3 separate regions of the Mus musculus genome follow, and all the other regions are linked to region 2. The links are chromatin loops, found by intact Hi-C in ENCODE. Cell type or tissue: heart. All regions are shown on one strand. Each heading gives the region's core, and the rest is flanking DNA. Links, peaks and the distances in the headings are about the cores only. Region 1 has its middle 46 kb from the start of 1700108F19Rik. Region 2 has its middle 23 kb from the start of 1700105F02Rik. Region 3 has its middle 54 kb from the start of Serp2.

Region 1 (5,110 bases), core at 1,417-3,916, 69 kb before region 2:
AAATCTGTCAAAGTGACAACCGCACGCAGTGTCGTCACCTGAGCTTCCCTGGGCCTTCATGGGAGGATCCCTGCCCATTCTGGGCATTTGTAGGATCATTAACCTTGAGCATCCACTGCAGCAGGAATTCCCACAACCTTGTAGGCCCCAGGAACTCGGGAGGTATGGAAAACAATAGTCCCCTGGTAAAAGGTCCCTTCTGCAGTTTTCTTAGAGGACAGTATCTAATACTAGCCACAATAACAGAGGCATCTTAAGTATAAAGCAATTGATTGAGAAATTGTGACTAAATGAAACCGTCTTCTGTTAGGTCATTTAGCATCCTACCGCGGACTGAAAACATTTCAGATGTGCAAGGCTTGATATCTCAGTCTCTGGCCTTTTGCCTACTTGGGTAATTTACACCCTAACTTAGTTATCATCATCATCATCACCGTTGACTCCATTAGCCAAGTTAAAAATTGTAGAATCACTCTTGACAACCTACTTCATTCTTCAAATCTAATTAGCCACTAAGTGTTAACGACACCATTTTCTAAAGACTTCATGCTTGGTTCTCTGTTTGAGTTTGGCCTTAAATGTCCCACAAAGATTCCCAGATGGCGATGCTATTGGGATGCAGTGGAACATGAGGAGACGGGCCTGCTGGGAGAGAGTTGGTTAAGGAGGATGCCCTTGAAAAGTATATGGCAGCCCTGGTTCTCACTACACTCCATCTTTGCTTCCTGGCTGCTGTGAAGGGAGCAGCTCTGATTACATCATGTGCTCCACCATGATGTTTCCACCATGATACTTTGGCTCTTTACCCTTGGCTCAACCTCATGGAGCCAACAGCCATTGATGGTGGGTCTTGAAACTGTAAGCCAAGATATCATCTCCTTCCTTTACAAAAGTTAGCTCGGATATTTTGTCACAGAGATCTTTTCAGGATTCCATTATCTTTTATTTGGCCCTTGATACCAACTTCTGACCTCTTGCTTTCATGCCTCGTTTTGCTGGTGGCTGAATTTGTCTCTCTAACACCTGATAAATCCTAGCCGTGCTTGATACCCTCCATGGTTTTCCCATTAACTAAAGAATTTATCACAGATCCTCTGGTGTGCCTTCATGTCTGACCCTCAGCCTAGAGTACCTCTCACATCGGCTCCAGTTCTTCCCACTTACAAGGACCTCAGGCGCTGCAATCATGTCAGAGGATCTCAGGCCTGCGTGCCTTTGTATACATCTGTCCCCTTTCCTTTTCTCATGCGCATGCTAGCTCACCTGGTAAGAAGCAGTTCAGAGGTTGTCCCCTATGCAACTCACCTTGACCCCCTCTGGCAAAACTCATTATGTCCTCTTTGCGTTTCTCCCAGCTGTCAGCACAAACCTTACTCAGCATTTGGCTGGTGTTATTTTAATTATCTGTTTTCACATCTGCCCTAGCCGACCTTAGTCATCTGGTATTCCCCAATTGCATCATCCGGAGAGCAGAGCTCCGCCCTAGAGGCTGCTGGAATGAACGGGTGCATTTCCTGTCGTGTATGGCACATGCCTCTCTTGTCCTGTGTTTAAGAGTTATGTCGAGAGACTAACTGGAGCAAGCTGAGATTAGACAATAACATCTATGAACATCTTAAGAGCTCCACTGTATGTCCAGCAAAACACACCTCTCAGATCACGGGAGGCAGGAGCATACTGAAGCAAGCTGTGGTGAGCAGGTGAGAAACATCAGTCTCTCTGAGAGAGGCTTGTGTTTGGAAAACCCTACTGATCTTAACTCCACTCTTAGTCACCCATAAGATGCTGCCAGGAACCTCTCTGGGGCTGGCTCGTCACAGGACACGTGCAGACTGTTTCCTAAGCTGTGCTTTGTTAAAATAGCACTTCCCAGTTGGCCTCAGGTATACATTTTAGGATCACTGGGTATCTTTAGGAAAACACGAGCAAGCACCCCTAGCCCTTTCTCTTCACTCACAGATGGGAGCCTGTCAGTGCACACCGCTCAGACTCTGCAGAGGAGAGGGCCATTGGGGAAAGGGGCCTTTCTATTGCTTGGCTCTCTACCAAAAGAACCTTCCTTTAAGCTCTCTGTGGGTCTGAGTGCATGCAGAGCACGGGTCTCTGGGGCAGGTAGGGCTTGGTGGCAAGAGACTTGGAGTCTCTGATAGAGCTGTAGCCCTGGGTTCACTTTAGAGAGACCAGCCGTGGTGATTTCCCAAGAGGCCATGGGTCTATCCAGATTGTAAGAACAAATGAGTAAACAAAGGAGTTTTCCCTTACAACATTAAATGCCTGACACTATTCTAGCCTCTCCTCAACTTTCTCCAAACCCACTGTGGGAGTTCCCCCATTTGCCCTGAGTATGGACTTGACAGCTCCTCACTGTGGTCTGACTTTGCCAGACAGTGACTTCGAAACGAAGGCCAATGGGTGGATCAGTTGCTGGACGCTTCAATGCTGGCTGTGGCATCTGGAGGAGGAAAGACTTCCAAAACAAAGGCAGGTGAAGGGCAGGGAATCATGTGGTGGGAAATGCCTTCCTTCCTTTCTTTCCTCAAAGGGACATCTAGGCAAGCTGCCATTCTCTGCCCAGGGGACATGCAAGCTGGAGGTGGTGTTGACAAGGCTGACTGGAAACTGGAAAGACATACATAGTTGGTGAAGCGATGAGGTGCTGACAAGAAAGGAGGTTTCTTCTGAGAGCTCTCACTAGGGGGAGAAGGGTGGTTCACAGCCATGAAAACCCTAGTCCTTAACTCTGTGTCATCAAAGAAGGACCTCAGGGAGTCTCTGTGAGGGCAGAGCTACTCCGAGTCTGGCCTGAGTAAAAAGGCAGTCACCTTTCCTTGTCAGAAGCTTCAGAGCCAAGAGCGTATTCTAAGGAGACAGGTGTGCTTGGTGATGAGCATGCGGTTGCTCCATCCAGTTACACCATCCAGTTAATGACTGTTTTCTTTAAAGGGGAAATGTGCTGGAGGGGTGAAGAGTTAGTTACATATGGCACCTGCTACCAGGCAGCTGCTACTGTCATTCAGCACTGGTCTCACTGGGTCCAACCTCTCTTGATTGCCTCTTGTGCACATCATCTTGGAAGCTTGGTTTTTGGATTGCAGTGTAAGGACTGGCAAAGGTCTGCTGGCCGTGGCCTGGGGTAGAGGTGGAGGTTCACAGAGGGCATAGGCTTGGCCATGCAACCATACCACAGAGCCAAATCAAACGCTCGCCTATGCTCGTATTGGCTCCTCACAGAATTCTTCTCAGATTTCTCACTTGACCTTCACGGCATGCACTCATTCAGAGATGAAATGCTTACTAAGCAACATTTACCAAGTGCTGTGTTAGGAACTGAGAACATAATAAGGCAGGCTATGGTGTTAAAGGGGAATAGACAAAAATATTCACATGGATACCACGATGTGAAAAGACCCGAGCAGAGGTGTATATAGGATGCTACTAGTGTTGTGTTTTATAAAAAGATAAGGAAGAAGAAGTGGAGGTGTGGGGGGGAGGGAGTGCCTCTGTGGACCCATGCTGAGGAATCCCGCTCCCCCAAGCCCTCCTTCCCACCGGGGTTACCAGCCACATGATGGTATAGTATAGATTAGAGTTTATTCAGGGCATGGGGAGGGGAATTGAGAGAGTAGAGATAGAGAAGGGGGGCGGTCAGGGAGTAGAGAAGTAGAGGCTGGCCATGAGCACTTGGGGGGGGGGGGGAAGGAGAATGGGAAGAGAGGGGGTAAGGCGCAGGAGCAAGAGGAGAAGAGAGAGAGAGAGAGAGAGAGGAGGGGGCAAACAGCCCCCTTTTTAGTGAGTCAGGCAGGCTTGGCTGTTGCCAGGTAACTGTGGGGCCCAGCCTAGATGAAATGCAGACAACTAGATTTGACCTTAAAGAAAAGTCCAGGTAGGTTCCCATTGATATTGAAAAATAGATAGGAGTAACTTACAAGGAGGAACTGCTGGGGCTCAGATTCTAGGAAGTGAGACCAGTCTCTAAAACAATACCACCAACAAACTGTAAGGGGATCACAGCTGAGATGGGGAAGATTTGCCATAGTGAATACTGGGAAGTGTAGAAGGCAGGCAAGGCTCTCACATACTGCTGCTGCTGCTGGTGCGGGGGCGTTAAGCATCACTTCTGTTTTGGACCAGTTCGTCTTGGATTTGGATCTACTTGACCATGCAGTGAAGCAAGCCTACTACTGAATTCAACGGGGACAGATCTGGATTTGAATGGAACACCAGAACAGCGTGGAGGGCGATAGAATCTGTGTGTTCAATCCTCATGACATCCCTTTCTGTTGTTGAGAACAGTCAATCATGTTGAAATATGATACGTAAGTGATTACTTCCCATGGTGGGGGTTAGGTCCTGTTAGGTGCTTTGTTAATGGAGAGAATTCTGAATGAACTTCAGACATGTAAATGGTTTTGTTTTGTGTCTGCTGCATGAGCTCTGAGGATCTGGGTCACTGAGCTCTTGAGTACCTCTGTGCTTGCCTGCCAAGTGCTGCTCGGTCTGCCTGACGTTTGTATTATTTATCAACAGTATGTTTATTATTAGTTGCTTTCTGTAGACCAGAGGAGGGAATACGAGATTGGTGAACTAGCTGACTCAGGAAGGAGAGCTTGTGGGACTGGGAGCTGCGGTTAGCGCAGGCTCACTTGATACTTTCCTAACCTAGCAGTTCAGTTCCCTCTCCATTGCTTGTTCTGTGTTGCTTCCTCCTCACTCTAACTTGACCTCTTCTAGAACGTTGTCCCTCTGTGTGTCAGAGACACTCCAGGAGGCTAGATAGAGCATATAGGAACGCAAAGCCCTTCTTGACAAGGATGCTCTGGTTGTAGCGTTCTTTCTGTCTGTCTCAAAGGCGTGGAGCAAATCTCAAGTGAAAAGACAGAATCAAAACAGAAAAGGTGTCAAAGTTGTATCCTGGGCTAATATTCGAACAAGAATTGTGACAGCCTCCAGGACCATGTAGAGAGGCAGGGAGGGAACGGTTCTCTGTGTGGTGTGGTGTGGTGTTTGGCTGGGCTGGCTGAGTGAGGAGAGGCCTGGAGTTAGTAACCAGCGCAGTCTGGGAAGGAGCACAAGACTCAGTGCTTAGGAAGAATACAGAGAGACCCACAGG
Region 2 (5,110 bases), core at 1,184-3,683:
TCAAGGGGAGAATTTGGCTCCCAGTGTCTAAACACGCCAATCCAAGCCTTCTGCGTGACTGTGCCTGCAAATCTCAGCTTTCACTGCACATTTTAGACTACCCAGTTCTATTACTCCCTTCTCCTCTCCTGTTGGCCTCAGAGGATCTTCCAGTCCATTCAAGAGAAACAGTTTTAATTAAGCATCGCTGTGAACTTGATCATCTTTAAGTCTCTGATTTCTCACGGGAAGCTGGGGGATAAGCTGGGGTGGAGCTCGGTGGAGGGGGTTAGTTCTCAAGGCCGTGGTCAGAAGACAAAAAAACGTTGGCAGAGCTATGTCCTGCCAAAAATGGAGGAGTCCAAATGAAAATCAACATTGATGAAAGGAGGGCAGCTCACCTCACCGTGACGTTAGTACCCTAGGCTGGCACGCTCATGTAAGTCCAGATAGGAAATAAACAACATCCCAAGGGTTCCAGTAAGAAAAGGATGACAGCCTTGGAGCACAGCTGCAGCCACTTTCTGGGATTAGACTCTGCTGGTGCCTTTGGCCTTGGTTCCTCCCACCCCCAGTGCTATTTGATCCCTACAGCTTTGCTTCCACTGGGTTCAAGTACATGCTTGCAGGCTTCTCTTTGCCCAGCAAGTAAACAAACCTCCAATGACAAAGGAAAACACTGGCCTGGTGCAGGGTTTCAAGGCAGGAGGCCTGAGATGGGGATTTCCCTGTTTGTTATGACAGGAGCCCTGCTCTCCCCATAGGGTTGAGAGGAACGGGAATAAGGTTGAAAAGCCTTGAGTCAGGCCCAGAGAATTTCAGTTTCAACATCGCCTCAGCCAGCAGGTGCTTAATCATTCTAATTACCTTCAACACAAAGGTCATGGCTGAAGTAAATGATTATCTGCTGGCTGCTTCGCTTAGTGTACTACATCTTTGCTTAGCATATGGAGAAGGACTTTACTGTACTGTGCTTTGTTTCTATGGGATGGTTACCACAGTCAGTGGTGGGTCTGTAGCTGGCTGCCCTTGAGGGCCTGTATGGACAGCCCCATAGAGGATGGAAGGTGGCACAGGCTGCGCAGGGTAGCTTGCTATTCAAGGGTAAGTGCATGTAAGGTGGTGTAATCTTGCCCAAGTCCAAGGCTCCCTGGGTTCTTACCGTACTCAAGGAGAAGGAAGGAAAAAAGGAAGGAGGGAGGGAGGGAGGGAGGGAGGACACAGGACTACTGGAAAGACCTCTTTACACCATGGTTTTGTACCAAGGGTCTTGGGTACAACTGGCTGTGTCACTCCTCAGAACCTAGGAACAGCATGTGCAACCCCCGGAAGATGTCAGCTTGCTCCCTGAGGAAACAGCTTGGTCAAGAGTCATTCAGAAGAGGAGGCCTTGCAGCCTCTTCTCTAAGCTACGCAGAAGGCTGAAGGATAACAAATTCAAAAGGATAAAGTTTGATGCCGATCTAGGCAACTTTGTGAAGCCTTGCCTCAAAAAAAAAAAATCCCCCCAAAACAAAACAAAACAAAAAAACCACCACCACCAAGAAGAATCTCAGTGGTTGATTGATTGGTTGATTGATTACCTGTTACGTACACGATCTGAGGCCTAATCTATATAGTATGGCACAAACAGAATAAGCAGTGACAACAAAACACCAGAAGCTTCCCTCCTTAGTGACAGGGGAAGGAGAGTATCAAAGATTACCAACTCTGATCTAGAGTGAACTCTGAAATTTAATCACTTTATTTTCAATATGAATAAGTGTTGAGCATAATTTGTTGGGGACTATGTTTAAGGGGGATGAGGAGAATGGGGGATGGGTTGATAGAAATGTCAAATGCAGTCTGATACTTTCTTCCCCTCCTTTTTTTTCTGTGTGGGACTCATTTGGTATATACATATACTGTCTATGTATTTCATATATATATATATATATATATATATATATACTATCTAATATATAAATATACTAGATAGTATCTACACATACGTATTCTACTCATGTCTACACATCATATTACTCTCCTCAGCAACCCAAACCACATGTTGTGTTAGTCATCTTCCTATCGCAATAATTTTTTTGAAATTATTAGTAAAACACCATTTCAGATGTTTGACTCCAGCATGAATGCATCCAGTTGCCTTAGTCCTGTGGTGAGACAGTATATCATGGTGGGAGCATGTGACTGAACAGAAGAACCACAAAGAAATGAATGTGAGGGAGGTTCCCTGGCGTCTCCTAAGGACACACCCCCAGCTCCCACCTCCTAAAGGCTCTACTACGCCCTAATCTCATGGCCCTGTCATCAGGCTTCTGCCTCATCTGGAGATCAACTTTTTCACATGGACCTTTGGGATGACTTAAGACAAAAATCCAGAAAATAGCCACTTTAGTTAACTTCCCATTATACATTATAGTATAATACACTGTGTTGAATATTTACTCCTTGCTAGTCTCTTTAAAGCATCACAATTTTAAAGAGGAAAATGATAGAAAAGTGATATACCCTTTCATTGATACATCATGACTTCTTTTTAGGTTTAAACAGTTGAGATCCATAAGCCCTTCGTTGTTCACAGCAGGGCATGTATGCTATTTAGAAAACTCCTCTAGGTTTGTGGTCCAAAGTGTCAAAATTTTCTAAGTGGTGGTTTGACTGAAATTGGCCCCCTACAGGCTCACAGGGAGTGGCACTATTGGGAGGTGTGGCCTTGTTGAAAGAAGTGGGTGGGCTTTGGGGTTTGGGGGACCCAAGGCAGTCCCAGTATCACCCTCTCTTCCTGTTGCCTGCAGATCTGTGTGTAGAACTCTCAGCTCCCTCTCCAGCACTGTGTCTGCCTGCGGGGCCGCTATGCTTCCTGTCATGATGACAGGGGACTAAACCTCTAAACTATGAGCCAGTCCTGATTAAATGCTTTTCTTTATGAGAGTTGCTGTGACCATGGTGTCTCTTCATAGCAATAGAAACCCTAACTAAGACAGTCAGAATGATGGATATTCTGGCTTATATTTTTGTATGATTGGTAAGGGAGGAGTCTCACAGACTATCTACCACTGTGGTGACCTCAAATATAGGTGATCTTTCATTCCCCATATATTCCCAGGGCCAAATTGTCTATTGCACACATGTCATGGTAGACTGTGTGCCTTTGTATCACGATGCTGCATGAGTTGGCCCTTAAGTTAGAGTATTTCTAGAAGCAATGCCTATGAATAGCAGTAACTTATCAATGTTCAGAGGTGACTGAAAGCCAACTAAATATATCCCCTTAAACCCAAGCTAAATATGCCAACTCAACTTTACCTCAGCACTGTTCCAAAAATACTGTAGAAAGTCTCTGCCCAGGGTGTGGGAAGCAGGAGGGGGTGGGGTGGGAATGGAAGAGAGTCTTACCACCATTACAATCAGAGCATCCTGGTTTTGCAAAGTTTTCAAAGCTTATGTGACTATGGGCTCGACAGCCTACCCTTTATTGAGAGATACATTCTTGGACTTTTATAGATACCAAAATGCATGATGCTCAAGTCTCTTCTTAGATACAGCAGCACAGCCTCTGTATGTAATCTATACAATCCTTGCTGCTAAATCATCTCTTGACTACGTACCATTCCCGACACAGTGCCTGCCCACACATCACTTCATTAGGTTGCATTTGTCATAGAACCTGGCATACAACAAATTCAAGTTTTGCTTTTTGATTCAGTTCAACTTTCAGAATCTGGTTTCTGAATCTGTGGTTGCAGACACCAGCTACTGTGCCCGTTTGAAAACCGAGCATGGTGCTCGCCTGCTGTTAGTGGGAAGGAACAGAAAAATTAATCTATAAAATATAACAAAGATGGATGAATGATCAAAGTCAAGGCTGCCGTCAGTCCTGCTGTGTCAAGGGCATCTCTCTGTTCCAGATCGAGTCTCAGGGAGCAGTCAGGCAGTTGGCTTAAGACTGGAGAGATTAGAAGTTTAGTTTTCATGTTTGTGAGGCTTTTCAAAAGCAAGTGAAGGAAGTGAAAACAAGAAGCCAGAGCACACAAGCAACCACACAAAAGGAACTTCTCCATCAGGCCTCCGGGTGTGTCCATTGCTTTGGCAGTTCCATGTGCTGCTCCTGGAGAGAACACTCCACTGAATCTGAGATTTGTTGGTTGGTTTCTAAGGTCCCTTTATGGCAATTCCTTCTTCCCTCCCTCCCTCCCTCCCTCCCTCCCTCCCTCCCTCCCTCCCTCCCTTTTTTCTGAGTGTCCCTTGATATCCTGAGCTGGGACAAGGTTTCCTGCTCATTTCCTCATCCTCTGGGGCCCTGGTATTCTGTTCCTGCATCGCTGCAATGACTGTGCACCAACTGTGCTACTGATAGCTGTGCGCGCCGCCGTATTGCCATAGAGCAGGGGACACGGTGGCAGACAAGATGGACACATCTTCTCTCCTCGCAGAGCTTCCATGATAGTTGATGAGGCAAACGGCCAACGAGAGGAGAAAGAATAATGTATGCTTGCCAGAGTGTGACTTATGCTGCAGAGGTCGAGAAACCAGGGAAGGGAGGGGGATTGGAAGGGGCAGCAATTTCAAGAATGTGATGTCAAGAATGTGGGAAGAGGACACTGGGTCTACATAGGAGGGGAGGATAAAGCTGTCAAACATCTGAGTAACTGTAGAGTCCCAGACACCCAGAGAAACTGGCAAGCCAGTGTCTGTAATGAAGTGTGAGAGGTGGAGAGAGGCAAGAGAGAAATACTCTCACGGACCCTGGTGAGGATGATTGATTAGAGCTGACTCTTACTCCTAAGTTAGCGCTTTTCATAGTAATAGCCTTTAGTATTGGCAGCATAGAGAAAAGGGGATCATGCCAAAACCAAACCAAAAAAAAAAAATGGTAGCAAGTCCAGGGGATTTACGGGAATGATGGAAGGCATCTCAGGCCTCGTGGAGCAGAGAGGTATGTGGGTTTCATATGACCCAGACTGCCCAGAGGGTGATCTGGCCCCAGTCCTGAAGAAATAACCATTCCAGTAAAAAAGAGTACCTTGCTCACCCTGGGGTAGTAGACTGGAATGTGGTAAGCAAGGCGGCAAAGAGGCCATTGACGGGGTCATTGCAGTAGCTCAGGCCACAGATGCCAGTGCATGGCCCT
Region 3 (5,110 bases), core at 1,022-3,521, 90 kb before region 2:
AGCTAAAGACTCTGCCCACATCGTGATTGTTCTTCAAAGGTCTGCAAAATGGATTCATATTACTTGCTATGATTTAATATTTATTTTCTAACAAACTCATTCTACATCACCAAAGTGGGGGGGGGGTCTTGGGTCATAGTTAGCAGACACACAGTGGGTTAAAGACCAAAACCCATCTTACTTGTCTGGCTGAGCTCAAAATCAAATGTTTGAAAGAAATCCTATCCTCCTCATAAACCTGTAGCAGCAGGACAGACAGACAGACAGACAGCGATGATGTGAACCAAAGACAAACTGCAGGCGAGCAGAACACCCACTGACAGGGTAGCTTTTCTTCACAACTTCACATGCCAGATCTGGGGCTGATGAAATGGATGGTTTGGGGCCACACATGATGTCTGTTGTCAATACAACATCTATAATCTCAACTGTTTGTGAACTTGCTGTCTTGGCTGCTTTCAGGCGAACAGAGCAGCCTCGCTGGAGTAAAGACTACGTTGTCCTCAAGGGCTGATATATTTCCTATCTGGGCTATCACTTAAAGCATTTGCTGAGTCTTAAACTCGATGTGTTTCTTAACCTGGGGCATGTGGCGATCTCTAGACAGACTTGAAATTCCACTGGGATGTTTCTCAATGTTGTGTTTTTATATTTTATATCTGCAATAACCAGGGTTTTAAAAATGAGCATAAACTTGCTCCATGCTCCTTGAATAGCCACCCAGCACTGGGTACGGTGCCTTGTGTTGCACCGTCTCTACCTGAATCTGAGTGATGGTCGTGTTAGAAACACGAGATAGAAAAAGATAAAGACCTCACAAAAAGCTAAGCCAAGTCCCTTTGAGAGCATCCAAGGCTGTGTTTGCCGCCTTATTCATGACTTGAAGGCATCTATCTATCTGCCCTTGAGCTTAGCACTGGAAAAAAAATGTAGGGTTTTTCTCTACTCCCAAGGAATTCTTTGTGGTGTGGCTAAGTCCACTTTCCCTGCTCTAAGGGAAGGAAGGGCAGATTTTTGCTGGATGGGAGACCGATGCAAGCCATGAAACTTTCAATTGGGCAGAGTTTTCTTACTTCTTCCACGTTCGTGCCTGAGTTTTCCCTGAAGTGGTCAGCGGCTGCTTTTTATTCTATCTGGATACAGGAATTTCTCCTCTTCACTCCCAAACAGCACTGTGGCTCTCAAAGAGAATGTGAAGCTGGGCTTCACCATCCATTTAAGATAGAATCCTTGAGTTAATTATGAACTCTTGGTGGTGGTGGTGGTGGGGTCTATATATAGAGATCCAATCTAGTTCAAGAAGTAAGATGGAGGAGATCAAACCAGACAGGCATATAAAAAATCTGGGGTCAACAAAGAATAAAAGTGACTGCTACAAAGCGGGGCTTTTGAGGGAAGAAAGAAGAACCTGATTTATAAAACTTGAAACCCAGGGCAAGGCAATCGAAACACTGACTTCTCTAAAGTACAAAAATTCATGTGATATTTCAAGCCAGGTACCTATTTGGAAAAGCTGACATTTAGCCTTGTGTGGCCAAGATACCATCTCTGGTTACAAACTGTAGTGTTCCTTTTGGGAAGAATTACTTAGCAGGAGACAACAAAATGATTCATATCCTCACACCCAGTAATTGTACCTCAAGGAATTCTCTTCTCATGGAAACAGTGTGTGACAGTTTACTCCATTAATCCCATCACTCCATGCAAGAGGCAGAGACAGACACTTGCGATTCTAAGGATAGCCTGGTCTACATAGAGAGAGATCCTATCTTTTTATTAATTGTAGGACAGTGGTTAGTAGTAAATTATACTAGTCTAGTCTTATAAAACTATTAAATCAAATAATTATAAAGAACATGTACACATATTAGGGAATGTGCTATCATGTAAAGCTAAGCAAAGGAGCATGTTTGTTCAGATATTGCATATGAGGGGTGGTATGGAAGGAGAAATAGTTTAACAGAAAGTCTGATTGTGTTAATTGGCTTTCTGCCACTTACAAATGGGGGGGGGGGGGTTCGGCCAGAGAGGAGGAGTGAGGTTTGCTCGGGCTCTAGTTTCAGTTCAGAGTCACCTGGCTTGGCTGCCTTTGTCTGTGGTAGCATAGTTGTCGAGGGAGGACTCATGGTAGGCTGCTGGCTTCACAGTGGGCACAGGAGGAGCGGGAAGAACTAATAATAGTCCTTTTAGTGACGTCCCAGAAGCCTCCCTTCTTTCCACTCTGCCCCACCCCTAAAGGTTCTGTCACTTCCCAGTGGCCTCACAGTTTGCAACCAAGCCTCTAGCAGATGGACCTGTGGGAAACACTTCTAAAAATAGCAGGGACACCGTGAGTAACACTTGAATGCTTCCTCTTTGAGATGGATGAGGATAGCTAACTAATTAAAAATGCTGAACTGGAGAGAGAGAGAGAGAGAGAGAGAGAGAGAGAGAGAGAGAGAGAGAGAGATTGCCTAGCATGTGATTCCTAATACTGCCAAACCAAAACAACCAAATAAACAAAGACACAAAAGAGACAAAAAGTTCAGACAGGAGCAAAAATCAAGATAAATAAATAGAGAGATAAACATATAAATAAAGTACTTCAGAGGCCCTTTTGTGAACCCAGAGCCACCACCTATCTCTGCTGCACAGAAGTGCCTTGTCTTAAAAGCCCTTTGTGGCAGGTCCTATTATTGGCCCCATTTTTCAGATGAGGACTAAAGAGAAGAAGGAACTTGCCCATGCCCACATAGCTAATTAACGGCAGAGCCGGGAATGAAGCCAAAGCTCTGACTGAGGGCCACTGAGGCTGTTCCTTGGCAACCAGGCAGAACAGTCAACCCCTTAGAGACACCCCTCCCGCAAGAGGACTCTGGGGATGTGTAGGTGTTGGTGATTACATGAGGTTGAGTTTGCATTTTGCCTTTTCGTCGTACAACCCAGAATGCTTTTGATGAGAGGAAACTAGGAACAGACTTGTGGTACATACAGCAGCCTTAGGAGATCTGCTATCTCACAAGGATGTCACATCACACAAAGTCCAGAAGTTGGGCTGGCTGTGGGTTTGGACAGACCCTTGGGGTTGTCTTTCAAGCACATGACCAACCATATATCTTCTCTTTGCCCCTTCCTTTAGCCATCCTTGGCGTTCTCTCTCTCTGCATGTGTGCACACATGCATGTATATATGTGCGTATGTACACATGTGTGCAGAAGCCTGTAGTATGTAGAGCTGGAGGCTAACATTGGACCACTTCCCCTACCACTCTCTACATTCCCTGTCACTGAACCTGGAACGTATGTATTCAAGGCAGGCTAGCCAAGGAGCGACCTAGAGCCACACCTGTCTACTCCCTGGCGTGGACATGCTGCTTTTTGTATTGATATTGCAAGCTCTGGTCCTTATCCTTATGCGACAGGCCTTTATTGTCTGAGCCATCTCCCCCCAGCCCTTGGCACAGTATGCAACATACAGGTGTTAGAGGATGGAGAAGGGTCTCTCTCTCTCTGTCTGAGATGCTTCCAGAAGAGGGAAACTCTAGGACCAGTGATCTTGCTGAACGTGTTTTTCTTGGGACTGCAGAAGTCTGATTGTTTCCCAAAAGCACCGTGTTCATGGACACCAGAGAGACCACCGCCATGCTTTTCTTCTTATACCTGATTTGCCTGCATTTCTGTTTCCTCAACTGTGAAATGGTCAGTGCCTGACCAACGGAGGATGCCTAGTATTTATTAGTTGCACGCATCTTCAGTGTTCTTAGTGAAAGCACAGGCCTTTGTTCTCAGAGATGTAAACTGCAGTCTGCTTAGTTCCCTCTCCCTCCTGTCCTTAACCTTCGGTGAAAGGAATACAGGGTAATGAACAAGGTGCTGATGTGCTACAGATGTCAAGTGTTCTATTCCCGAACCTCTAGTCTTATCTGGAATCTTCCCCCCATTTCCTGTTAATACAGCTGTTAATAAAAATACAAACACCCAGAGATGTGGAGTCTCAGGGAGGTCAATTATTAAAATGAAAAAAATTTGAGTTTCATTGGAAATACATGATCTCATCCAGGTTTAAACTAAATGGTGTAATTTCTACTGCTCCTTGCCTCTGTTGGGTCTTTGTCACTGATTGTCTTGTAGGCTGTTTTATCCCTTTGCCTTCTCTGCATTATTATTAAGCTTTATTTATACTAAATGAAAAGACAATGGGGGCCTTTAAAATAATATTTTTATTCTTTAAAAGTTCCATGCCAGGCAGTGGTGGCACACACCTTTAATCCCAGCACTCCGGAGGCAGAGGCAGGTGGATTTCTGAGTTTGAGGCCAGCCTGGTCTACAGAGTGAGTTCCAGGACAGTCAGGGCTATACAGAGAAACCCTGTCTCGAAAAACCAAAACAACAAAAAAAAGTTCCATACATTTATGAAGTGTATGTTTATCTTATCCGCTCACTGCTACCTCCCTCCAATTTCTTCTACTTCCCCTAACTCCATCTCCCGAGTCCAGCTTCAAACCTTCTTTTCATCCTTAATTTTATTGTTATTAGTAACCGCTTAAGTTCAAATACCATTGCTTACCTAAGTGTGAGTGGGCAGCCTCCCACTGAGGCACGAGCAACAGACCAAGGGAGCCTCTACCTCAGCAGCCAGCGACTGCCAATGGCTCCTCTGATAGCAGCAGTAAGGCTTTGGGAAATTGCAAGATTCAAGCACCTAAACAAGTGTGGCTCTTTCCTCCCACAAAGGCAGAAAGCACACATATCAAGGGTATGTGTGTGTTTGTGCCCTGACCCACGTGTTCATGTGCTGGCTCCTTCGTGCCCATTGTGGCTGTATTTGTGCATGGAGCCTCTTTAGGAAATAATTAAGATGAACTGAATCTAACCCTATGGGATTTGTGTCCCTTTAAGAAGAGACACCAAAGAGTTTTTCCTCTTTCTACCGTGTGAGAGCACAGCAAGGCAGGTACCACGGGCTTATGGCGGTCAGGGAGTAAGATGCGATGGTCTGAATAAAAGCCGCTCTCTACAGGCTCATGTGTCTGAGCCCTTGGTCTCCTGCATTGGCTGTGCTGTTTGGGGGAGGTCTTAGAACCTTTAGGAGGTCCAGTCTTATTGGGGGAAACATGGGTTGGGGGCGGGCT

Evidence for each region. Peaks named below come from ENCODE experiments on the same cell type or tissue, not always from the same donor. Only the 100,000 strongest peaks of a DNase experiment are listed, where the experiment ranks them.
Region 1: a loop joins it to region 2, with 1.8 times the contacts of the local background. A loop is called at or near these places in 3 of 42 quality-filtered maps.
Region 3: a loop joins it to region 2, with 1.9 times the contacts of the local background. A loop is called at or near these places in 3 of 42 quality-filtered maps.

The regions. Positions count from the first base shown.
Region 1 is chr14:76,628,861-76,633,970 of GRCm38, forward strand. No RefSeq gene overlaps it. Among named protein-coding and RNA genes, the nearest start is that of 1700108F19Rik, 46 kb to the right of the region's middle. In heart, for the core only: no CTCF peak of the experiment used is centred there; DNase peaks (open chromatin) are centred at 1,841 and 2,531; H3K27ac peaks cover 1,584 bases.
Region 2 is chr14:76,698,266-76,703,375 of GRCm38, forward strand. No RefSeq gene overlaps it. Among named protein-coding and RNA genes, the nearest start is that of 1700105F02Rik, 23 kb to the left of the region's middle. In heart, for the core only: CTCF peaks have their summits at 2,641 and 2,843; no DNase peak of the experiment used is centred there; H3K27ac peaks cover 1,641 bases.
Region 3 is chr14:76,608,422-76,613,531 of GRCm38, forward strand. No RefSeq gene overlaps it. Among named protein-coding and RNA genes, the nearest start is that of Serp2, 54 kb to the left of the region's middle. In heart, for the core only: no CTCF peak of the experiment used is centred there; a DNase peak (open chromatin) is centred at 2,200; H3K27ac peaks cover 2,075 bases.